Regions from separate parts of the Homo sapiens genome. Here region 2 is linked to region 1. Evidence: read pairs that join two places in POLR2A ChIA-PET (ENCODE). Cell type or tissue: A673. All regions are shown on one strand. Links, peaks and the distances in the headings refer to the core of each region. The heading gives the core; the rest is flanking DNA. Region 1 overlaps TENM2 (teneurin transmembrane protein 2). Region 2 overlaps TENM2 (teneurin transmembrane protein 2).

What was found. Peaks named below come from ENCODE experiments on the same cell type or tissue, not always from the same donor. Only the 100,000 strongest peaks of a DNase experiment are listed, where the experiment ranks them.
Region 2: POLR2A ChIA-PET joins it to region 1 with 10 read pairs; 2 of 35 experiments call an interaction of 5 or more read pairs at or near these places.

The regions. Positions count from the first base shown.
Region 1 is chr5:167,767,280-167,780,024 of GRCh38, forward strand. All of the region lies in intron 4 of TENM2 (teneurin transmembrane protein 2), which reads left to right. Among named protein-coding and RNA genes, the nearest start is that of TENM2-AS4, 110 kb to the left of the region's middle. In A673, for the core only: no CTCF peak of the experiment used is centred there; a DNase peak (open chromatin) is centred at 6,832; H3K27ac peaks cover 4,569 bases.
Region 2 is chr5:168,068,762-168,081,506 of GRCh38, forward strand. All of the region lies in intron 9 of TENM2 (teneurin transmembrane protein 2), which reads left to right. Among named protein-coding and RNA genes, the nearest start is that of MIR12125, 91 kb to the right of the region's middle. In A673, for the core only: a CTCF peak has its summit at 8,152 (motif pointing left); DNase peaks (open chromatin) are centred at 4,030, 5,500 and 8,060; H3K27ac peaks cover 4,584 bases.

The DNA of each region.
Region 1 (12,745 bases), core at 2,380-10,379:
TTGAAAAAACCAGACATGAAATGGCAAATATTGTATGATTCTACTTAAATGAGACATCTTAGAGTAGTCAGATTCATTGACATAGAAGATACAATGGTGGTTACCAAGTACTAGAGAAATGATGGACTGCAGGGTTATTGTTTAATGGGTATGGAGTTTTGGTTTGAAAAGACAAAAGACCTCCGGAGATGGATGGTGATGATGGCTGCCCAACAGTGTGAATGTACTTAATGCCATTGAATTGTACACCTAAATATGATTAGAAATATAAATCTTACATATACTTCAACACAATAAAAGAGAACCACTATATTTTATGCTAGATAGAAAGGAAGCAAAAGAATAATAGGGAAAAGAGAAGAGGCTACTGCTGTAGTTTATTATTAAGACTATGATCACTTAGTGGCAATAGAGAGGCAGAGAATCTCAGGATTTAAAACATTTTAAAGGAAGAGGCTGCAGGACTTACTTGTGGATAACATTCCAGTTCTTTGTATTTTGAACTCTGATATACTTGAAGTCTGTAGACCACACTTGTGGGGGTAAAAGACTGGCAAAATCCCTTTGACTGGCAGATGTGTTTAAGCTTGATGTCTTGGTGCATGACAAGGAGAGCTTTATTTTTAAACTCTTCAGTAGTCTTGGATGGAGTATGGGAGCTATTGCTGTTGACATGTGAATATTTGCCTGAACTGTCATACAGCAGTCATATGCTCAGTGTGAACGTGGCTTGTCTTGAGATTTGCAGTGATAACTAGCATGTGGCTAGAGTTGTTCATTCTCTCCCTTATTAGTAATGCGCGTCTTCCATTAGCATATGCAACTAACTACTCCCGTTCCCCTGTGCTGTGTTGACATTCATTGTAATGATTTATTATCCAAGCTAAATAACCCTCAATATGAAACAACAAACATGCCTATGTTTGTGTTTTCCATTGGTTTTGTTTTCCCTTTCTGGCTTCCACATAAGTAGATAGTTCTTTATGTGATGATTACATGCTATAGAAACAAGCAATGGGAAAGCCCACTAGAAAGGTTAAGAATGTTGGTAAGGTTTATTTTTAAACTATTGAAAATCCACCAAACTTAGTGACATCCCCCATTAGTGCCTTGGAATTTAAAAAAATAATGTAGATTATTAGGAAAACGTTTGTTATGTGCAAACACTCCATATAAGACTTAACGATCTACGAAAGGGCCACATTTGGGCTTCCTATGGAGCCTCCAAAGCCCTTAGAAGCTTTATTTTATTTATTTGGGATGTTTCCACGATTATCTCAACCATCAGGAGCTCATAATGGTTATGAAGTGGTAGAGAGTGGTGGTGGGGATCCCAAGCTCTAAAGTTAGACTGCCTGAATTTATATACCAACAAAGCCACTGACTGTGTGACCTGGGATTATTTACTTAAGTTCCCTGAGCCTCAGTGTCCCTCTTCTATAAAATGGGAACATTAGCCATGCCTTTCTCATGAGATTCTTGTGATGATTAAGTAAGATAATAAATGTAAAGCTCTTGCAACAATGCCTATCTTAGAGTAAGTTCTCAATAAATGTTAGCTGTTATTAGAAGTTCTCAGCCTCTGTTCCCTGTAACTTGGGAGACGGGATGTATAGGTAAGAAGGAGGAAGATTCTAGAGGGTGCGGCTCATGGTCACTTTCTTCCCCACATCTCCTAAACAGCAGCTCTGTTTTTGGTATCAAAAATCTGAAATAGTGTTACTTTACAGTTAAATCAACAGAAAGTTGTTCAGTTGATGTTGAAAACTATGGAATCTCCTTTTTAAAAAGGTAACTTTCATGATCCACCTCTTAATGCTCTCAGTTTTTATACTCTGTTTAGTTTTTATTGACATCTCTGTCATGGGGCAGCTCATCTAGACAAGTTTATTGAAGGCAAATGATAGTGATGACTATGGTGCTTTGCACACAGATTGTCAATAACAATCTGGTTGTTTGGGGAGCACTTAGAAATGTGGTTCATGCATGTGTGAACCTCGTCAGTGTAAGTTTTGTGCCATTTAACTGATAACATTTCATCCTCACTCACTCTGGTCATTTTATTTTTTATTGAATGTATGTAGTTACATTTTGGTCACCATGATAACATTTAACATCATTTTGGACACTGGGGCCTTTTCATTGGCTAATGATAATTTCTGTATGTTAACATCACAGAAAACCAATTGCATTAGATTTTATCCAGTTAAACTACCTTACCTGGCTTACTATGGCAGTTTTGTTTTCTTGTTTTTCTGTCCAGTTGCCACTTAAAAACTAAACTGGTTATTCTTGCCGCAGGCTTTTCCCCAGTAGAAAATTGTTATTGGTGTTTTGTAAGTATCGTATTCCATTCAAAGGTAAAAGGCTCCTTCAACTTCCCATTTTTCCTGTGATTTTTTTTCTATACTATGTCTGCAAATCAACACTCCTGGGCTCAATTAAAATATGTATTTAGTCACTGGACTTGCAGAGAAATGATCAAACTTGAATAGTAATACCCAGGCTATTGCCTATGAATACAAGGATTGTGTCCATTGAGGGATGGCTTTCAAGACAATGGCCAGTGAACCCAGGATGCCTGTGGGATTATTAGAGCTTGGTGTGGGTCTAAACCTGAAGTTTGCTAGTTTTTTTTTCCCCAGTAAAGACAGAGTTTGTTGTTCACTAAATTCACAATTGTATGGCTAGAATGTTCACATGGGAAATTCAAAGCTACTTTCTGTCTTCCCAGTGTCTAGTGATCCCATCTGCCAGAAGTTTATTTTCCCAACATGTGCTCCAAGGACCTAACACATTGCATCAGGATAGCACTAATATTTGTTGAGTTCTTACTATGTGTCAAGCTCTCCAGTCCTGGCTGTGGAAAGAATGATGAACAAAGGTAGGCACAGCCCCTACCTCATGGAGAATCCATTCAAAGGATTGGAAGAGGGAGTGATGTAGTCGTGGGAATCAATTGGGCAGAACAGCAAAGGCTTAGTGATTAAGAATGAGTATTCCAGACAAGGAAAGCAGGATATACATGACTCTATGGCAAGTTAGACAGGTGGCAAGTTAGACAAGTGGGGAACAAGGAGAAGTTACGGATGGCTGCAGCCAAGGAAAGCAAGGTCCAAAGTGATTCTGGAGAAGCGATAAGAACCAGTCCACCTAAGCAATGTTAGGAGCTTTGTCTTGACTTTTTATACCAACCTTAGTGCAATAATAGGTACTACTGATATTCGTTTTCCAATGTTTAAGCAAAAGTGGTAAACTAACTTCATTCCTTACTTAGGAAGTGGCAGATGTGGGATTTGAACCAGAACTTGCTCTTGTAACCACCACGTTGCACTTCGTCTGTAAGATGCATGCCTAAAATTTTTATGGAGTTTTGACTCACAGCATTATTATCCAGTGTCAATGTGGTCTTCCTGTAGGGTCTGTTACGTAAGTCTGCCATTGGTTTGCTTTTCATTAAAAAGAAATCTAACTTCTGGAAGAGTAAACGGGATACAACACAGTAAACTTCTGAACAGCTTTGGTTATCTGTACACTGAATCCTGGGTCTCTAAGACTCAGAGGGGGGCTTAAAATGAGGGTTTGAGGGCTGTTGGTCCCACTGGGGAGGACCATGGCTGAGAGAGGATAGTACAGCTTTCTTGGCAGGTTCCAAGTTGTAAAGCCCAAAATTAGAATTTAAAGGAGGCAAAAATTGTGTATCAGAAAATGTTTCAATGCACTCAAGGAATAAAAATAACCTGAGATTTAATATGAAGAGAAGAAAGAAGAGAATAAAAGAAGAAAGGAGAGGGGAGAGAGAAGAGAGAAAAAGAGAGCAACATCACTACATTATAAGGCTACTTCAATCGGTCACTCTCTCTCTCTCTCTCTCAACTTTTAGTCTGAAGCTAAACACTTGATAGATTAGCCCAGCACTAAAGAAAATGCCCTCTTTTATGTGTAAAAGCTTGGTAATTGCTGCAGAAAGATACTTAGTGGATCCTAATATTCATATAATCAGATTAGTTTTGAATCCTACCTCAGCAGAGGATGTTGGAATAATCCAGTTCATGCCTGTTTACCTTGTCTGTGTGTTCACTTTTTTTCTAGTCATTTTATCTTTTCCGTTGGACTCAGTAGGTGCTAGCAACAAAGCTACCCCAGTATCTTAGAGAACAAGTCAAGTACCAATTCAAAAAGGAAGGAAAAATAGTAGATTTAAATGTTTGAAGAAGAGTAGGGTTTTGTTTGTTATTTTGTTTTTGCTTGTTTGCTCCTTTGCATTCTTGGTAACAATTGAAACAATTCTATGGCTCTCATCCTACGCTACTAAAATTTTGTTGGGCAGTTAACATCTCAATTCATAGGCAACAGTCTCATGACCAATCCTCTCTGAGCTTTGAACATATGGCTGCATCTGATGGCTTCGCTAATTTCACCAGGGAGAGTTTTAGAAGATCTCTATTTGAGGGGGCAGCCATTACACAGATGAGTGATACACTGCTGGAATTAATTATTGCTTGCCAAGTTTAAGGATTGATTCATTCTAAACTCAGAGCCAAAAACTCATCTTAAAGCTGAAATGTTTTTGATTCGCTGGTTCCAGCTCCCCTTCACAGACCCTCTAACCTAGCGCCATGTGTGTTTTGCTGTTGAGGGTGAACTACGTATCTGAATGCCCTAGTTTGAAATGCGCTTTCTAATTATATAAATATGGTGGCCATACAGTACCTGGGACTTATAATTAAGGATGATCTTACCTTGCAACTCCAGGCTTCCTTTTCTTCTGTGAAAGCTTCCTTTCTTCCTGAAATGAAAGTGGCATTTCAGCCATCTGTTGTGGGCTGCTGTCAATAAAAGAATCCAATCACATTTTACCCACATGATTCTGCATGAATAGTAAACTTGGTCTTTATAAATTAATATGTGTTCCCTGGAATTTAGGAGTGGTCTTCAGTATTTCTGAACTTTCCTAAGATGAATACCACTTGAGAAAATAATATATCAAAAATATTATAATAATTGCTGGAATTTAATGGAGAAAAGTGGCAGAGATTATGGGTGAAAGCTACAGGTCAGTTTTGGAAATCTACCTAAAAGCATGTCAGTTGGGTGAGCTTTTTTCTCTGACCAATGTATCACTGTCAGGACATCACACTTATGGCTTGATTAGCTTTTTTAGGCAGCATGGCTCTCTATTCATTGTGGAAGTTATCCCAGTGGGCATTCTCCTAGGTTTCCCTGGGGAAAGGGTACAGGCCAACTTCTCTCATTTTATGTTAGGACTTTGAAGTCTGACGTTTTCAATTACATACCAGGCCCGACATTTTCTTTGAATAAAACACTTACCAAGTATCAGACCCACTTTTTTTTTTTTGCAGTTTATAATACAAAAAGCACCCTATTAATAGTTTGCTTCATATAGATTGTCACCATGCCAAGTTTAAGCACCTATAATAGCCAGGCTTGCATGTTAAATAGAATCAGTATTCTGTTAACCAGAAGAACAAATAAAACCATTCTCAGTTTTCCATATGTTTAACCTCCTTGAAACTACTGACAGGTCTTTTATTTTGGAAGTATATTTTACACGGAAGGAGACTTCCTAAATATGATTTAATTCTTTTCTTTCCTCCAGAGAAATAGGATTTAAAACTTTGTACTTGTACCCTCCAGAAATGGCTCAACCAAACAGAGTCAAAATATCAGAGCAGTGAAAAAAGATGCTATATTGTTTCAGACTCAAGATCTGTCTCTTGTGATAAAGAGATTTAAATTCTCACTGCTCACCAAGCAAGAGCCAATCTGAGCCATGGAATATATTGAAATGATAGAATGCTTTCAAGTTTAGCATTTGTGTGTGTGTGTGCTCCATGGTTGAAAATTCTGTTTGAGAAATATGGTTAGACTATTTTGACAATTTTTAACCTGCTTAAATTGGATTTTTTAAAGTGCACAAATTGATGTTCTGCCTACTTGGAGAATGTTTTAAAGATATCAAGACTTCAAAGAAAAACAGTGAGAGTAAATCAGATGCAAACATCCCTGTATCCATCCTAGCAAAATTAGTTTAGTATTTCCTAGGGCGATGCTAAATTAGAATGATGCTCAGGCATTAGGGCAAGTACCACTGGTAATCATCGTTTTTGTTATGGGGTGGGAGGTGGCTGAGAAAAGAAAATATATTTTCCTATCTTGTAGGAATCACCAAATGACATCAACTTCATAGATATTTTCTGAGGTTACAATTGAGAATTCTTAGTGTCCCTGCCACTGTCATGGATAATTGTGTCATTTTCAAGTCTCTTGGAATTTGGGGTGTTGGGTGGCCTTTCTTACCCTTGTTGTTCTTTCCTGTCCTGCTATTTGGTCATCAGATATCATTCTCTCTCTTATTGCAGGGTAAATTAGGTCCTGAAAATGGCAAGGAGTATTAGACAAGATTTCGGCTCCAGAAGCTGAAAGCATTTTTTTTTTAAATGAAGCCAGAGAGATGGAGTGATCTGCTTGATAATAAAGCTTAGCTTTAATGCCAGCTCCATGCTGTTACAGCATATTACTAAACAGCAAGAACTGTGGCACAGATGTTGTGGCGGCCATATTTTACACCATGCAAAAGGTCATGTCGCTTGTTATTACATTCAGAATCAATATTAAGTGAGCGTTCCAAATTTCAGCTGTCAGTTGAATTTATTGCTGCAAACCAAAGCTGAAGGGTTCTCGACTGTGATTCAAGCAAGCTAACAAATTAACTAATATAAGGGCATGCCTAGAAGATGCAGGTGACCCACATGCCAACAGCAAAAGCTTGGTTCTTACATTGCTGCAAGAAAGAGCTGCTCCAGCTGCCAACCAGAAACAATTGTCATCTCAATAATAAAAGGGAGGGAGGGAGGGAGGGAGGAAGGAAGGAAGGAAAGAAGGGAGGGAGGGAAGGAGGAAGGGAGGGAGGGAGGAAGGAAGGAAGGAAGGAAGGAAGGAAGGAAGGAAGGAAAATTAATTCTCAGGTGGAGTTAATTCAGGTGGATGAAATATCCTGAAGGCAGCTTCTTGAGATAAAATATGATGTATGCCTATCTATCTGACAATGCTCAAGATCACAGTTAACACCCCTTAGAGTTTACTTGCATTGCCAAATTAGTCCAAGGATCTGGCCACCTACCCTTACTCCATGGTCTTCTTTAGACCTAGACGTGGATGCATTGACCCAGGTGCTAATCGGACTATCCTTTTCATCTCACCATGTATCATCTCAACAGCTACATTAGGGAGAGTCTTTCTTATAGTCAGCTCTAGAAAAGGTACACAAATATCTAATAGATGAACATCCATTTAATTCATACATGGATACCCCTGGGTTGCCTAAGATGGTTTATTAAATGGAATTTGAGAATTCCAAGTTAATGAGAAGAAACTATAGGTAATATCCAATCACTAGGTCAAGAGGGGATGACAAAAGTCTCAGAAATGCCATACCAGTGGATTCTGTGCATAATGGTGGATGAGTAGGAATTTCGAGGACTGTCAGCAGCAAGCCTGAGTCCCCATGCCCATGGGTTTCTCTGAAATAATTCTCAAAACATATCCTTAAAACTGTCTATGTCCATGATAGTTTCCCCCCAGTGCATCTGTTAAGACAGTGAGTGTTGCCCAATTTGCAAGTTGTCCAAGGTATGCACTGGGGCTTATTTGGGTGTGAGATTTTTTTTTATTTTTATTGTTTTTGAGATGGAGTTTCACTCTTGTTGCCCAGGCTGGAGTGCAATGGCGCAATCTCGGCTCACCGCAACCTCCACCTCCCGAGTTCAAGCAGTTCTCCTGACTCAGCCTCTCAAGTTGCTGGATTACAGGCGTGCACCACCACACCCAGCTAATTTTGTATTTTTAGTAGAGACGGGGTTTCTCCATGTTGGCCAGGCTGGTCTGGAACTCCCAACCTCAGGTGATCTGCCCGCCTCGGCCTCCCAAAGTGCTGGGATTACAGGCATGAGCCACTGTGCCTGGCCAGGGTGTGAGGTCTTACAAGACCACCTTGAAACCAGTAAGCAGGAGGAAACCAGGTTGTGTGGCCCTTGTCGGATGGAATTTCTCTCTTAAGAATTTCCCATCACAGTTGGAAAAAAATATCATGAGATTTTGTACAGATAAATAAGTCTCCAAACTGCTGGTAATGCAGAACTAGGTTTAACTGGGGCCCTCAGCTTCCTGACAAAAGCAGGACTCACTTTTGGGTGTTGACTCTTATTCTGCCTTCTGTGACAAACACCAGTTATAATTTTTAATTGACTTTACTAGAAGTGTTTAGGAAAAAAATCTGTAATTCTAGTAAATAAGTACTTCAGTCAAGGACTGTTCATTATTCAAGATTCAATAAACATTTTCTGAGTACCTACTCTGGGCACATTCTGTGTTCAGTGTTCTCGGATTAAAAAAAAAATAAACAAGACATGGTCCCTATTCTCAGAGACTGGGAGAGAAACAGGCATATACAAGTGAATACAATGCAGTGTAGTCAGATGTAGTTTAAAATTCTGTTACCTTAGACCCAGCAGGTTTATTTCTAGGAATTTATCCAGAGAAACAGTGTGCAAAATTATGTTTAAATGAATGTTAATTGTATCATGGTGACTGGCAGCTACATAGGTGCTCAGTGACTGTTTATTGAGTAAATAAATATTATTTTGAACCATTTTCAAGAGCAGAGATGGGAAATTCTAAATGTAAAACAAAGAGGGTTGGTTAAATATGACATCTACAATTAAAATAATTTGGAGGAATAAATATTTGTGAAGAATATTTAATGGCATTAAAAAGAATTCCTAAATATATTGTTAAGTGAAAGAAGCTTACAAAATAATATATGAATTATGATTGTGGTCCTGTGAAAGGAAAAAAAAATCCACACACACACACACACACACACACACACAGAAGAGAAGCATTCTTATCCTATATGACTAAATCAAGTGATGGTTGGACTAAAAAAGTAAAGCAAGGAGTCATAAAATTCAGACTATATATATCAAATGTTTTAACTTAAATATAGAAAAATAGGCCAGGCATGGTGGCTCATGCCTGTAATCCCAGCGCTTTGGGAGGCCAAGGCAGGTGGATTGCTTGAGTCCAGGAGTTCGAGACCAGCCTGGGCAGCAAGGCGAGACCCCATCTCTACAAAAATACAAAAATTAGCTGAGCGTGGTGGCGTATGCCTGTAGTCCCAGCTACTTGGGGTCTGAAGTGGGAAGATTGCTTGGGCCTGGGAGGTCAAGGCTGCAGTTAGCCATGGTCGCACCACTGCACTCCAGCTTGGGCAGCAGATGAGACCCTGTCTGAAAAAAAAAAAAAAAAAAAAAAAAAAAAAAAAACCATATATATGTATCTATATATATATATATATATATATTTTTCATTAACCTTATGCTACACTGATCTTAAGGGGCAGGGCCAACCTTTCTCTTTGAGTGTGGGATTGTTTCTTTCTTGCATAAACCACTCCCATTAGGCAGCATCTATGATTTTCTATTTCGGTTCTTTAAAATAGAGCAAGAAATTAAAAGGCTTACAAAGAAGTCTGAATCCTGACTCCTTCTAGATGTTTACATGTTCCCCATCATTTTTTTCCAGTTGTATCCATACCTAATTTGACAGCATTGTTTGTAGCAATTTGCATGCATTGAATGTTTTTCAAAAGACTGAACTTAAGAAAACACTTTGTTTTTACACTATTTTATGAGTTCATGCTATATTTAACTGAATTGTGAAATTAGATTAAAACAAAACTGGCATAAATAAGTTTGAGAATAAACACAATTTACAGGAGTAGAAGGGGGAGGGTTATTAAAGACTGGCCTACAAGCTGCATGCTATGCATATGTTTATATGTTTTACAGAGGAGACAGAGAGTGTGAGCTAATCTAAGTCAACCAAATGAAAGTCCACTGAGGCAGCTTTGGGTGTGTATATTAGCAAAGGAGAGAGAAGACAGTGATGGAAAGAATGGAATCTCAATGTTGATAGTGCTTATCTCTGGAAGGGGAAATTATGATGGATTTGTATTCTTTTTCTCTTTTCCTATATTATTTAAATTCATACAATGAATAAGTATACTTTCAAAAGCAAATTATTCATTTAATTAATTTATTTTTTAATAAATAAGTATTAGAAATAAAAGATGTAATGTGCCTAGCACTGTGCTATTTGATCCAATCAGTGTTTGGGAGGTGGTACGACATATTTGTTAGCAATGCTCTCTTTGTATTTGGGTTCCCTGGCCTTGAATCTCAGCCCTGGCACGTTTTACATGTGTGATTTTGAGAAAGTTCCCTTGAAATTCTCTATAGTGTCCCCGTTTGTATAACTGCAAAATAGAGATAACAGTAACAGTGCCTAACAGCCAGGGTTGTTGTGAAGATCAAATAAAGCACATAAAAATCTTAGAAGAGCATGTGATATGTTAAGTGCTTATATGTTAGCTAGGTCTTGTTTAGTATTATTTTTCTTATGTCAGAAAAGGGGCTTAATTTCTAAACAGTGAGCCAAAGCTTAGCTCTTCATGTCATTCACAGAAAAAAAAATGCAAGTAAGTAAATTATTAAGTAACAGCATGTGTGTGCTTGTCCGAATTCTGTGGGATAGGGGTTGGAAAATTATAGTCCATGAGCCATCTAACCACCAGTTGCCTGTTTTTGTAAATAATGTTTTCTTGGAACATAGCCCTGCCATTCATTTCTTGGCTGGTCCTGGCTGCTTCCTTGCTGCCACAGTGGACAGAGTTGAGTAGTTGCACCACATGGACTGCAAAGGGTAAAATATTTGCTATCTAGCCTTTTATAGAAAAAATGTGCTGGCCCCTGCTGCAAGGGATCCATCAAGGTAGTCTCCTTGTAGGCTACAGTAAAAAGAGAAAGCTTGGTGAGCTAAAGAAGATTTGAAGAGGTGGGAGGAAAGAAAACCCTGAGATATGAATCCACATCATGGATGCATGGATTCTGCTGAAACCAACAAGAGCCATTTATGTGGAGGAGAAGTGTTCTGAAAGAAGAAAAAGTTTGGCCAAGTAGGGTAGGAACTAATATGAAGACCTTTCTTGACAGCAACAAAAGTATTTTAGGTCTAGTGTGTTGGGCACTGAGCCATTACAGAGTGTTGAACAGGACAAATACAGAGCATGGCTTAAAGGAGATTATCTGACAGTGGTATGCACAGGGATTGTAAACCTGTAACTGGAGAGTAACTCGGTACCTGCTAGAGTCATATGGTTGTGAGAAAATAGGGTTTCAGCAAGAGTGTTAGTGGGAGGGGATAGAAAATTGAATTTCATATAGTCCTTTAATCCTTATAAGAATGATTTCCCACAGTCTCACGAAGAAAACACTTGGGTTTTTTTCCCTAGGAATAAGCACAATAGTATATAGTCAACAGCAAAATTTATCATTGTTAGCAGTATAGCACAATTTTTCCTACAAAAGGAATTAAAATGATAACTACAAAATGGGATACTTAATCTGGGTGAAAATGTAGAATAGGCTTATGATGCCTTTCTTTGAAAGTCATGTGTGTGTGTGTGACTGCACAAGATTTAGTTTGGGGAAGCAATCTGAAAACTATCTTACTTCATCAGGATGCCTTCTATAATGGTAAGATCTTACCTTGCCAGTTGTCAACGTCTGATCTGACTTGCTCTCTACTTAGCCCTTGGCTAATGGTGTAAGCAGCATTAACGCATATCAGGCTGTCACCCAGAGTTCAGAGTTTCTTTAGAGTCCTTTATTGTGGTACAGAACATCATGATGGCAATGAGGTGGAAGGAAGAAACTTTTCATTCTAAACATAAAGTGAAAAGAAAAGTATTCTCAGCACACAACCTCTAAAACACCAAGCGGGCCAGCAGTGGTGAGCGGTAGCTCTGCCTCCTTCCTGGAGGGTGTTTTGTGCTGCATGTTGTAAGTAGGGACTAATGTGAAGACCTTTCCCAACAGCCACAAAGGTATTTTAGGCCTAGTGTGTTGGGCAACAGGGACCCATCACAGGCTGTTCATTACTCCAGCCTCCATTGACAAAAAGTCTTTAGCGACTGCAACCAAGAAGCAACCAAACAACAGAGATAGTATTAGAAGATATATTTATTGTCCTACCAACCAAGAACCTCTCTAGATTTCAATGGGGTTAGGTGAGAGGAGTGGTGGAGGATCCTCAGTCACCTTGACCATTCATTGTGAGATCCCAAAATGCACTTCTATGGTGTCTAAAATTTCACAAAATTACGTGGGGTGAGAAATGAGAACATGTTACTTCATATTGTCCTATACACATGACTTTATTAGGGTCTGTCCTTCGTTTGTAGTCTTGGCACTCACTAACTTAGAATCACATTATCTAAGGCAAAACTACTTAAATAACTGAGTTTTAGGATATGTATCAGTCAGTGGCTCCCCTCTTCGTGTTTGAATCAAGTAACATACCAGAACAAACAAGTCTCAGAGAGAAAGGCTTTCTGTAACATTTTAGATAAGCCCTGGCATTGCAATCATCTCCTATGGATACTGCTGACAAATTCTGTCCTGTTCCCAGCACAACTTTAGAGAAGGCTACAACCAGCTGGAGCTGGGTAGTGGGGAGGGAGGAAGGAAACACAGCCACTGTTACATTTGGCCACGAACAGTGTTGAGCCATTTTTCAATGTACCAAATGTTCTAATAAGGCCACGATCAAGTTCCAGTTGCCTCATGGCAAATCTTAAATATCCCAAATTTGTAGAGAGAAG
Region 2 (12,745 bases), core at 1,781-9,780, 300 kb after region 1:
CAAAATCTTAACATTTATTCATTTGAGTGGTTGTAATATGGGTATCTTTTATACTTCTCTTAATTTCTGTAATCTCTGTGTGTTTGTGTGTGTGTGTGTGTGTGTGTGTAATAAGTGAATCTGTAACAATGTTGAGTCTATTTTCAGTAAAACAAAGAGAGGATACAGATGACACCTGTAATTCCAATCACTTTCTCAAGATTCCATTTATATACTTTGTGTTTTTGTGCAATTTTGAGAGGCACGTCCCTTGCCTTAGATATAAAAAAAGGGGATTTGCACCCAAGCTTTGAAACTCTCCTTATTTGAAAAAAAATCACCATTATGGGACATATTACACATTCATTTGGAATTCCACTCCTGATTTTACATCCTGAATCAAACATGTGCCTCTGCTCTGCCTGGCATTTCGTTGAACAGTATCCATCAGTGCAATTGCTTGTATGACTTTATCTGAGCAGACACACATCGGCCTGGATTCAAAGAAAGCCTAGTACAGATCTTTAAGCTTCCTGATAAACGACAGTTACAGAAGTTCAATGTATGCTCAGAGATGTTAGGAAAAGCTTTATTCCAAGATCTTTGCAAAAATTAATGGCTTCTAAAATGTTCATTGAAGCCCCTCTCAGTAAGGATGCTTTGTAGGGAAGCTAAAGTTGTTCTGAGACAACAATATTCATTAATCATTCATCCGAGCTCTTATAAAAATGTCCTGCACTCAGAGATCCCTCTCCATTTAACATGATGTCTAAACCCACTTGGAATAATAGCCAGCACTATCTGAGGGCCACAATGTAACAGGGACTGATTGTTCCATGTGCATTATCTTGTTTTATCTTCACAACACCATATGAGCTAGGTAGCATTAGTGGCAGTCCCCTTTTACAGATGGAAGAACTGAGACAGAGGTTATGGGCTCAAAGCTGGGATGTGCATCTAGCAGCCAGACACCTTCATCTTCTTTCTCTCTGGTGCTCAGTCATTTCTAGGAGCATCTACAGTACAACGTAAACACAATAGTTTACGGAGTAAAATTACACCTGCTGCCAAAAACAGGAATTTTATCAAGTCAAGGAGAATGGTGGTGGGGATCTTCTTGAACGTGTCAGAGGAAAGCCTTGGTAAATATGGATCTGGCTGAGGGTAGCACAGTTAAACACGGAGGCAGAGAAAATTAACAAAGAAGGTGATAAGATCGGCACATCAAAGAGGGTGATTATAAAAAACGTAAAGAGAGATCCTGGGAAATTTGATGAAGATATCCCATCTGCTTACAGAAATGCTCTTTTTGATTATGTTGCACTTGTCAAACTAAGTGATGCTGCACTGTCCTGTGTGTTTCATTGATTCTAAGATGCATAAAATGCTCCTCTTTTGACATCTCTAAAAACAGCATGTGTTTTGCTATCGATGAAGCTGATAGAACGAAATGTGTGCTTACATGTTTTTGTGTACGTATGAAAATTCAGTGTTCATTCTCACAACTAGAGCATAGTTGCAAATATAACCTGAATTTCCCTAAATATGATATAAAATAAACTTTTTGGCAGGGTTTCCTTTTCCAAGATAAAGTTCTAATCAAACATTTTTCCATTCGTTAAGTGTATTCATTATAAGTGGCCTCTTACGAATTCCAGTGATTCCCAGATAACTAGATCCTACCATATAAATCAAGTCAGTGTGGGGTTGAATTATAATTTTTAAAATATCTAAATACTTATTTAGAAAGTAAACTTTAGGCCAGCTGTGGTGGCACATGCCTATAATCCTGGCACTTGGGAAATCAAGGCAGGAGGAACACTTGAGCCCAGGATATCAAGACCGCCCTGGACAGCAAAGTGAGACTTCATCTCTACCAAAAAAAAAAAAAAAAATTAATTATCCATGTATGGTGGTATCTGCCCATAGTCCCAGCTACTTGGGAGGCTGAGATGGGAGGATTGCTTGAGCCCAGGAGGTCAAGGCTGCAGTGTGCCCTGATTGTGCCACTCCAGCCTGGGCAAAAGAGTGAGATCCTGTCAGAAAGAAAGAAAGAGAGAGAGAGAGAGAGAGAGAGAGAAAAAAAGAAAGAAGAAAAAGAAAAAGAGAGGAAGGAAGGAAGGACGGGAGGGAAGAAAGAAAGGAAGAAGAGAAAAGAAAAAGAAAAAGAAACCACTGTGGAAGTGCTGCTGTTACAGAAAGAAGGAAAGGAAAGGAAAGGAAGGGAAAGGGAAAGGGAAAGGAAAAGAGAAAGAGAAAGAAACTGCTGTGGAACTGCTGTTGTTCCAGACAGGAACAGCTGGAGAGCCTGGGCAGAAGGAGTGTAGACCAGTCCAAACTATCTGACTCTGAACTCCAGCCTCCAATACTTCCAAGCTGTATGACCTTGGGCAAGTCATTCAGCCTTTCTGTGCCTCAGTTACCTCATCTATAAACCAGAGGTGATATTATGTGCTCAGAGCAATCAATATTGGATGTAAATGAAATAATCTTTATAAAGCACTTAGATTCATGCTGGCACATAGAAATGGTGTAAGCTATTATTATTATGGTTTCAAAGCATTCATGACACACAACCCCAAACAAACAAAACAGATTTCAATTTTTTTAAAGATAACTTTTATTTTTGTTTTTCTCATTATAAAGTAAGACATGGTGATGATAGGAAAAACAGAAAACATTAACATTTTTTAGTATATTTTCCAGACTGTTTTCTGTTCACATATAGTCATCATTTTTATAAACACAGGATCATACCACACACAAACTATTTTTACCCTGAGTCTTTGCTTAATAATAGATGGAGGACATCTTTCCAAGTCTGAATATTTTTCTATAAACTCATTTTAAATGCCTCAAAATAGTCCATTGTCTTGAATAAAATTTTTTTCAAGCAATCCTCCTTTTTCAATATGATAAATCATTCTACAGTAAACATTCTTTCAGGTCTATGTTCTTATATTTTTTAATAATTTCCTTGTGATGAATTCTTGGAGTGGAATTGCCAGCTCAAAGGATTTACAATACATCAAGGTGTTATAATAACAATAATAACCATGAGAGCAGCTCACATTAATTGAGTGCTTACTATGAGCCGAGCCGAACTCACAGTGCCCCTCAGGGGTGGGGACTTTTATTATTCCCACTTTGGGTATGAGAGAGCAGAACTCAGAGCTGAAAACTTGTGCAAAGTTACATTCCAGCCTGGTGAAAGGTGCAGCTCATGCTTCAAGAGAAGCTGCGCAGTGCCTGTGTTTCTGTTCCTCGTTAGGGCTTGGGAAGTCATTTTGTGACTGGACACACCCCCAGTTTGCTCCCTCTTCTTGGTGATATGTTTGATATATTTTCACAGCCAGCCCACATTGGGCCCTCCTATTGATCTTGGGAGGACAAGGAGCCAAATGTGACATTTGATAAACCATTGCTAAAGACAATTAGATGGGAATGTGCAGTAAATAAGAAATCACATCAGCAAGGCACTGAGAGGTAAAACATTCATTCTTCTGGCCCTATGGTGCAGCCTTTGTGCACCTTGGAATAGCCTTGAAATGCTCATCAATTTCGCTGACCTTGACCCCAAGGCTCTGTGAGGTCAACATTATGGCTCGCTTGGTCTTCAGAGCAATACCTTCTACCCTTCTCTTGGGTTGGATCAAAAGGCAGCATGATGAGGGCATGACCTCGTGAGAAGATGAAATATAAAATCAATCCATTCATGCCCTCAACAAATACTCATTGAATGTCTGTACTGGGGATACAGTGATTAAAAGCATCGGCTCTGCCTTTAAGGAGATGGAGACCTGACAAGTTAAGAAATGATGGCAACATCAAGTAGGGAGGGTCGTGAGATGCAGTCCAGAGTGGAGGATAAGAGCTGACACTCTACGATCATCCTGGTCTGGGTTTGAATCTTATCTCTCCTATGAAGTGTTTCCGGATGAGTCTCTAGATTTAGTTTCAACATCCAGAAAATGAGGACTATACCTCATCAGGCTGTTGTAAGAATAAATGAGATAATGCCCAGGAAATGGTAAGCACCCCATGGAGATGAATCAATCAATCTAACTGGCCTACAACACTTATAGCGCACTCTCAGGTAGCCTAGCAACAAGGCGGCTCTGCAGGGGGAACAGCAAGGATGCTGGCCGACACCAATACTGATATGCAAACTGCGCTTCAGCTGGTTGTCGAGACTCTAGTATAGACTGCAGAGCTCAGAGTCTTCCTCCTCAGTCAAGTGATTCCTGTCTCCTCCCCATCCTTCTATGAATATGAGAGGTAGCAGAGGTTTGGGGTGCCTCTCCAGGGGACACAGTGCACACTGCATCTACCTGTGTGCAGCCCAAGCACAGCTCTTCATGGGATGGGAGATTTGGAATAACATTTACCCTGCTAGCACTATGCTCTTGTATGTTTCCTGGAGCCACTACCGTATGTCATTTACATGATCTGTTCCTGTCCCTCACATAACATGTTCAACAAATATCAGCTATTGTTATTACTAGAGGGTTGGATACAGGAGGCTTGGGAGCATAAAAGTTGGCCACCACTTTTAACCTGTGAGGGATTTTAGGGCAGCCTCCTGGAGGAGAGGCTACACAAGGTGAATCTTTGAGGGTGAGTTAAGCAGGCAAGGAGAAAGACAAGAGAGGGCCTTTCTAAGCAGAGGGCAAACCAAGACATGCCTTGTTGTGTGGGCTGTGTTGAAGCTTCATTTAACAATTGACCGAAACTCTGCTTTGCTTTAGTCACTCTTCGCTAATGGGGACATACCTTTTCCTTTTAGAACACGCTCCGACAGAGCAAGAGTGACCTAGGGGGGCAGCCCCTCTGGAAGTTTAATGGCTGTCCCTGTGTTGAGTTGTTGCATATTTGCAGCTGTGTACACAACTCCAGCTAGGAACACATGTTACATAAAAGCCCTCAAGCTATGGGTTACCCTTCTAACTGGGAATGCACACTTTCACGTACCTGGGGAAAATCTTGTTGAAAATAACAGATCGAGACTTACGGTTTCTAACTGTTTCCCCTGTTCTCAGAAATTTCATGTGAGAAGGGTCAACATTCCCTGAAGGAGACCCTGTGTTCAGACAGATGCACATTCTGCCAGAGGCAGGCCATCACGTTGTATTCAGCCAACATTTACTGAGCACCTATATGCGACATGCCAAGGGGCTGCAGCCAGGGACAGGGCAGAGCTAGCCCTGCCCTCATGTGGCTAGTGGACACTAGCACCAATGCCTGTCCTGGAATTTCCAGGGAACTCGTTCACCTATCAGGAAATGAATTGTCTCTGCCTTTGTTTGGCCCAGCCTCGTTACTGTTTCTGTTGGGAATCCCATTCTGAAACAGCTCTGAGAAGGGCTGCTGGAATGTGCCAAATATTCATAGTGATCATATTACCTTATCCTTCCGTTGAGACACTTTACCCTTTTCTATTCATTTTTCATTTCCCCTACATCACCCCCCTCCCATACCAGAGACATTCAAAATATACTCCTTTGGAACTTGAAAACCACAATTTTAGGCTTGATATATGGAGGGAGGAAATTTGGCAGAACCCATAATCTGCTTATCTTCAACCAGCAAACCACCAAAGCCCCTGCCAACCCCAGAGGGCCTTCATAGGAACCAGGAAACACACCAGGCAAGATGCTTTCCTATTATGACAAAAACAGGCTCTGGTCTCATCTTTTCAGCCTCTGAAACCCTCCACTGGCCTCCCGTCATGCAAAGGGAAAAATCTGAAGTTGTTCTAGAATATCAGCTCCAGAAGGACAGCAGCTGTTCTATTCTCTGCTGTGTCTCCATCACTCACAGCTTTGGCCGTCCACCGTAGGTGTTCAGTAAACAGCTGACAGAAGATCATCTCTGTGGCTGGCCAGTCCCTCTGCAGTCTGGTTAACCACCAGTCTCCTCCTCACTCCCTGGACTCCACCACATCAGCTCACTTGCTCTCCCTCAGCCCTGTCAAGCTCATTCTGCCTCCGAACATTTTGCACCGGATGTCTTCTCTTCCTGGAATCATCCCCCAGATATTTCAGGTGGCTCCCCCTGACGTTTTTACTCCTCATGCCTCCATAAGCCCTTTCCTGACAAGCGAATCTACAACAGAATCCTCCTTCATGCTTTATGCTTTATTTTTCTTAAATCAACTTAATTTAGGTATAATGTTAAAACTACCCAATGTACACTTTTAAAAATTTATTTCAACAGATTTTGGCTAACAGGTGGTGTTTGGTTCCGTGAATAAGTTCTTTAGTGGTGATTTCTGAGATTTTGGTGCACCCATCACCCAAGCAGTGTACACTGTACCCAATGTGTAGTTTTTTTATCCCTCACCCCGCTTCCACCCTTTCCCCTGAGGCCCCAAAGTCCATTGTATCATTCTTATGCCTTTGTGTCCTCAAAGCTCAGCTCCCACTTATGAGTGAGAACATACAATGTTTGGTTTTCCATTCCTGAGTTACTTCACTTAGAATAATGGTCTCCATTTCCATTCAGGTTGCTGTGAATGTCGTTATTTCATTCCTTTTAATGTCTGAGTAGTATTCCATGGTATATATATACCACATTTTCTTTATCCACTTGTTGATTGATGGGGATTTGGGCTGGTTCCATATTTTTGCAATTGCTAATTGTGCTGCTAAAACATGCACCAATGCACACATTTTCTAAGTGTCCACTTGGATCCCTAAAATCTGAAAACTGTATCCACCTCAGTAAGCACCACCACAGCCATAATAGAGGACAATGCCACCACCCAACAGATCCCCTGTGCCCCACACCAACCTCACCTCCAGGCCCAAGCAACCACTGATCTGCTTTCTGTCACTGGAGATTAGATTTGTCTCCACTAGAGTTTCATATGCAAGGAATCACGTGCTCTTGTGTCTGCCTTCTTTCACTCGCAGAATGTCAGTGAGATTCACCCATGGTGTTGTTTGTATCTGTATTAGTCTGTTCTCATGCTGCTAATAAAGACATACTCGAGACTGGGTAATTTATAAAGGAAAGGAGGTTTAATGGACTCATAGTTCCACATGGCTGGGGAGGCCTCACAATCATGGCAGAAGCCAAAGGAGAAGTAAAGGCACATCTACATGGTGGCGGCAGGCAAGAGAGCATTTGCAAGGGAACTTCCCTTTATAAAACCATCAGATCTCAGGTGACCTATTCACTATCATGAGAACAGCACAGGAAAGACCCACCCCCATGATTCAAATACCTCCCACCGTCTCCCTCCCACGACACATGGGAATTATGGGAGCTACAATTCAAGATGAGATTTGGGTGAGGACACAGCCAAACCATATCAGTTTCTGTGGCTTATTCCTTTTATTAGTGAGTAGATTTTCAATTGTATGTATATTCCACAATGCGTGTGACCATTCACCTGTTGATGGACATTTGGGTTGTCTGGTTTGCTTTATTTTTATTTTATTTTATTTTATTTTATTTTATTTTATTTTATTTTATTTTATTTTATTTTATTTTATTTTTGAGACAGAGTCTCAATCTGTCACCCAGGCTGGAATGCAGTGGTGTGATCTCGGCTCACTGCAACCTCTGCCTCCCAGGTTCAAGCAATTCTCCTGCCTCAGCCTCCTGCATAGCTGGGACTACAGGTGCACCCCACCACACCCGACTAATTTTGGTATTTTTAGCAGAGACGGGGTTTCACAATGTTGGCCAGGCTGGTCTCGAACTCCTGACCTCGTAATCCACCCACCTCGGCTTCCCAAAGTGCTGGGATTACCGGCGTGAGCCACTACACCTGGCTGGTTTGCTTTATTTTTTACTCACAGCTCTCCTCCCTCCCTGACATTATATTCCCCCTTGAAAATGTCAGCTCCAGGAGGACAGGAACCTTGTCTGTATCATTCACTGCTGTATCCCCAGTACACAGAGCAGTGCCAGGCACATGGTGGTTGCTCAATATTTGTTGAAGGAACAAATAGTTTTACATTCATTTGCCCTTGCAACATAACAAGCTTGAGAGCCATGCTTCAGATTTTTCTATGAACTCCAATTTAGGGACCCTTAGGCCTTCTAAGTGAAACCAGATGTTGGCTGGGGCTCCCCTGCCCATCAGAGACTGGGCTGAGGTTGACTGTACCCTGTGGTCCTGTGAATACACACACACGTGCAAATGAGAGAGGCGGGCCAGCACCCCCTACTGGCTGCCTGTTCATTAGGCTTATTGAGAAGACTAATACACTGGATTAAGAGTGTCCTCTTTGAAGCTGGCTGCTTGGGTGTGAATCTCAGCCCCACCACTTACTAACTGTTGGGTGAGCTATGTAACCTCTCTGTGTCTCAGTTTCCTCATATGCAAAACAGGAATAATTTGTATTCAGTAGGGTTATTATGAGCATGAATCACTTAGAGCGTGCCTGGCCTCATTAAATGTTAACTCATAGTAGCATCTGAGCAGTTAGCAAGCAAAAATAAGAGAAAACTACAGTGTTCACTAAAATTTCCAAAAGGCATTTCCTGAAGAGATTATGTCCTTTAAGTAGCTGTGTCACCTTGTAGGTATACCCCTCACTCTAGATATTATTTCCTTTTGGCCTAAATCTTTTTCATTCATGCAATAAAGATCTTTAGTGAGTACCCACTATGGGCCAAGCACTGTTCTAGGCATGGGGGATGCTGAGTTCAGTGAAACAGACAAGTCTCCCACTCTTTTTTTTTTTAATTATACTTTAAATTCTAGGGTACATGTGCACAAAGTGCAGGTTTGTTACATAAGTATACATGTGCCATGTTGGTGTGCTGCACCCATTAACTAGTCATTTACATTAGGTATCTCTCCTAATGCTATCCCTCCCTGCTACCCCCACCCCATGACAGGCCCCGGTATGTGATGTTCCCCACCCTGTGTCCAAGTGTTCTCATTGTTCAATTCCCATCTATGAGTGAGAACATATGGTGTTTGGTTTTCTGTCCTTGCGATAGTTTGCTCAGAATGATGGTTTCCAGCTTCATCCATGTCCCTACAAAGGACATGAACTCATCATTTTTTATGGCTGCATAGTATTCCATGGTGTATATGTGCCATATTTTCTTAAACCAGTCTATCATTGATGGACATTTGGCTTGGTTGCAAGTCTTTGCTATTGTGAATAGTGCTGCAGTAGTCATACATGTGCATGTGTCTTTATAGCAGCATGATTTATAATCCTTTGGGTATATACCCAGTAACAGGATGGCTGGCACAAATGGTATTTCTAGTTCTAGATCCTTGAGGAATTGCCACACTGTCTTCCACAATGGTTGAACTAGTTTACGCTCCCACAAACAGCGTAAAAATGTTCCTATTTCTCCACAGCCTCTCCAGCACCCGTTGTTTCCTGATTTTTTAATGATCGCCATTCTAACTGGTATGAGATGGTATCTCATTGTGGTTTTGATTTGCATTTCTCTGATGGCCAGTGATGATGAGCATTTTTTCATGTGTCTGTTGGCTGCATAAATGTCTTCTTTTGAGAAGTGTCTGTTCATATCCTTTGCCCACTTTTTGATGGGGTTGTTTGATTTTTTTCTTGTACATTTGTTTAAGTTCCTTGTAGATTCTGGATATTAGCCCTTTTTCAGATGGGTAGACTGTAAAAATTTTCTCCCATTCTGTAGGTTGCCAGTTCACTCTGATGGTAGTTTCTTTTGCTGTGCAGAAGCTCTTTAATTTAATTAGATCCCATTTGTCAATTTTGGCTTTTGTTGCCATTGTTTTTGGTGTTTCAGTCGTGAAGCCCTTGCCCATGCCTATGGCCTGAATGGTATTGCCTAGGTTTTCTTCTAGGGTTTTTATGGTTTTAGGTCTAATATTTAAGTCTTTAATCCATTTTGAATTAATTTTTTTATAAGGTGTAAGGAAGGGATCCAGTTTCAGCTTTCTACTTATGGCTAGCCAGTTTTCCCAGCACCATTTATTAAATAGGGAATCCTTTCCCCATTTCTTGTTTTTGTCAGGTTTGTCAAAGATCAGATGGTTGTAGATGTGTGGTATTATTTCTGAGGGCTCTATTCTGTTCCATTGATCTATATCTCTGTTTTGGTACCAGTACCATGCTGTTTTGATTACTGTAGCCTTGTAGTATAGTTTGAAGTCAGGTAGCATGATGCCTCCAGTTTTGTTCTTTTGGTTTAGGATTGTCTTGGCAATGTGGGCTCTTTTTTGGTTCCATATGAACTTTAAAGTAGTTTTTTCCAATTCTATGAGGAAAGTCATTGGTAGCTTGATGGGAATGGCATTGAATCTATAAATTACCTTCAGCAGTATGGCCATTTTCACAATATTGATTCTTCCTATCCATGAGCATGGAATGTTCTTCCATTTGTTTGTGTCCTCTTTTATTTTGTTGAGCAGTGGTTTGTAGTTCTCCTTGAAGAGGTCCTTCACATCCCTTGTAAGTTGGATTCCTAGGTATTTTATTCTCTTTGAAGCAATTGTGAATGGGAGTTCACTCATGATTTGGCTCTCTGTTTGTCTGTTATTGGTGTATAGGAATTCTTGTGATTTTTGCACATTGATTTTGTATCCTGAGACTTTGCTGAAGTTGCTTATCAGCTTAAGGAGATTTTGGGCTGAGACAATGGGGTTTTCTAAATATACAATCATGTCATCTGCAAACAGGGACAATTTGACTTCCTCTTTTCCTAATTGAATGCCCTTTATTTCCTTCTCCTGCCTGATTGCCCTGGCCAGAACTTCCAACACTATGTTGAATAGGAGTGGTGAGAGAGGGCATCCCTGTCGTGTGCCAGTTTTCAGAGGAATGCTTCCAGTTTTTGCCCATTCAGTATGATATTGGCTGTGGGTTTGTCATAAATAGCTCTTATTATTTTGAGATACATCCCATCAATACCTAGTTTATTGAGAGTTTTTAGCATGAAGGGCTGTTGAATTTTGTCAAAGGCCTTTTCTGCATCTATTGAGATAATCATGTGGTTTTTGTCTTTGGTTCTGTTTATGTGATGGATTGCATTTATTGATTTGCATATGTTGAACCAGCCTTGCATCCCAGGGATGAAGCCCACTTGATCATAGTGGATAAGCTTTTTGATGTGCTGCTGGATTCGGTTTGCCAGTATTTTATTGAGGATTTTTGTATCAGTGTTCATCAGGGATGTTGGTCTAAAATTCTCTTTTTTTGTTGTGTCTCTGCCAGGCTTTGGTATCAGGATGATCCTGGCCCCATAAAATGAGTTAGGGAGGATTCCCTCTTTTTCTATTAATTGGAATAGTTTCAGAAGGAATGGCACCAGCTCCTCTTTGTACCTCTGTTAGAATTTGGCTGTGAATCTATCTGGTCCTAGACTTTTTTTGGTTGGTAAGCTATTAATTATTGCCTCAATTTCAGAGCCTGTTATTGTTCTATTCAGGGAATCAACTTCTTCCTGGTTTAGTCTTGGGAGGGTGTGTGTGTCGAGGAATTTATCCATTTCTTCTAGATTTTCTAGTTTATTTGCGTAGAGGTGTTTATAGTATTCTCTGATGGTAGTTTGTATTTCTGTGGGATCGATGGTGATATCCCCTTTATCATTTTGTATTGCATCTATTTGATTCTTCTCTCTTTTCTTCTTTATTAGTCTTGCTAGTGGTCTATCAATTTTGTTGATCTTTTCAAAAAACCAGCTCCTGGATTCACTGATTTTTTGAAGGATTTTTTGTGTGTCTATCTCCTTCAGTTCTGCTCTGATCTTAGTTATTTCTTGCCTCCTGCTAGCTTTTGAATGTGTTTGCTCTTGCTTCTCTAGTTCTTTTAATTGTGATGTTAGGGCGTCAATTTTAGATTTTTCCTGCTTTCTCTTGTGGGCATTTAGTGCTATAAATTTCCCTCTACACACGGTTTTAAGTGTGTCCCAGAGATTCTGGTATGTTGTGTCTTTGTTCTCGTTGGTTTCAAAGAACATCTTTATTTCTGCCTTCATTTCGTTATGTACCCAGTAGTCATTCAGGAGCAGGTTGTTCAGTTTCCATGTAGTTGAGCGATTCTGAGTGAGTTTCTTAATCCTGAATTCTAGTTTGATTGCACTGTGGTCTGAGAAATAGTTTGTTATCATTTCTGTTCTTTTACATTTGCTGAGGAGTGCTTTAATTCCAACTATGCGGTCAATTTTGGAATAAGTGTGATGTGATGCTGAGAAGAATGTATATTTTGTTGATTTGGGATGGAGAGTTCTGTAGATGTCTATTAGGTCTACTTGGTGCAGAGCTGAGTTCAATTCCTGGATATCCTTGTTAACTTTCTGTCTTGTTGATCCGTCTAATGTTGACAGTGGGGTGTTAAAGTCTCCCATTATTATTGTGTGGGAGTCTAAGTCTCTTTGTAGGTCCCTAAGCACTTGCATTATGAATCTGGGTGCTCCTGTATTGGGTGCATATATATTTAGGATAGTTAGCTCTTCTTGTTGAATTGATCCCTTTACCATTATGTAATGGCCTTCTTTGTCTCTTTTGATCTTTGTTGGTTTAAAGTCTGTTTTATCAGAGACTAGGATTGCAACCCCTGCTATTTTTTTGTTTTCCATTTTCTTGGTAGATCTTCCTCCCTCCCTTTATTTTGAGCCTGTGTGTGTCTCTGCATGTGGGATGGGTCTCCTGAATACAGCACACTGATGGGTCTTGACTCTATCCAATTAGCCAGTCTGTGTCTTTTAATTGGAGCATTTAGCCCATTTACATTTAAGTTTAATATTGTTATGTGTGAATTTGATCCTGTCATTATGATGTTAGGTGGTTATTTTGCTCATTAATTGA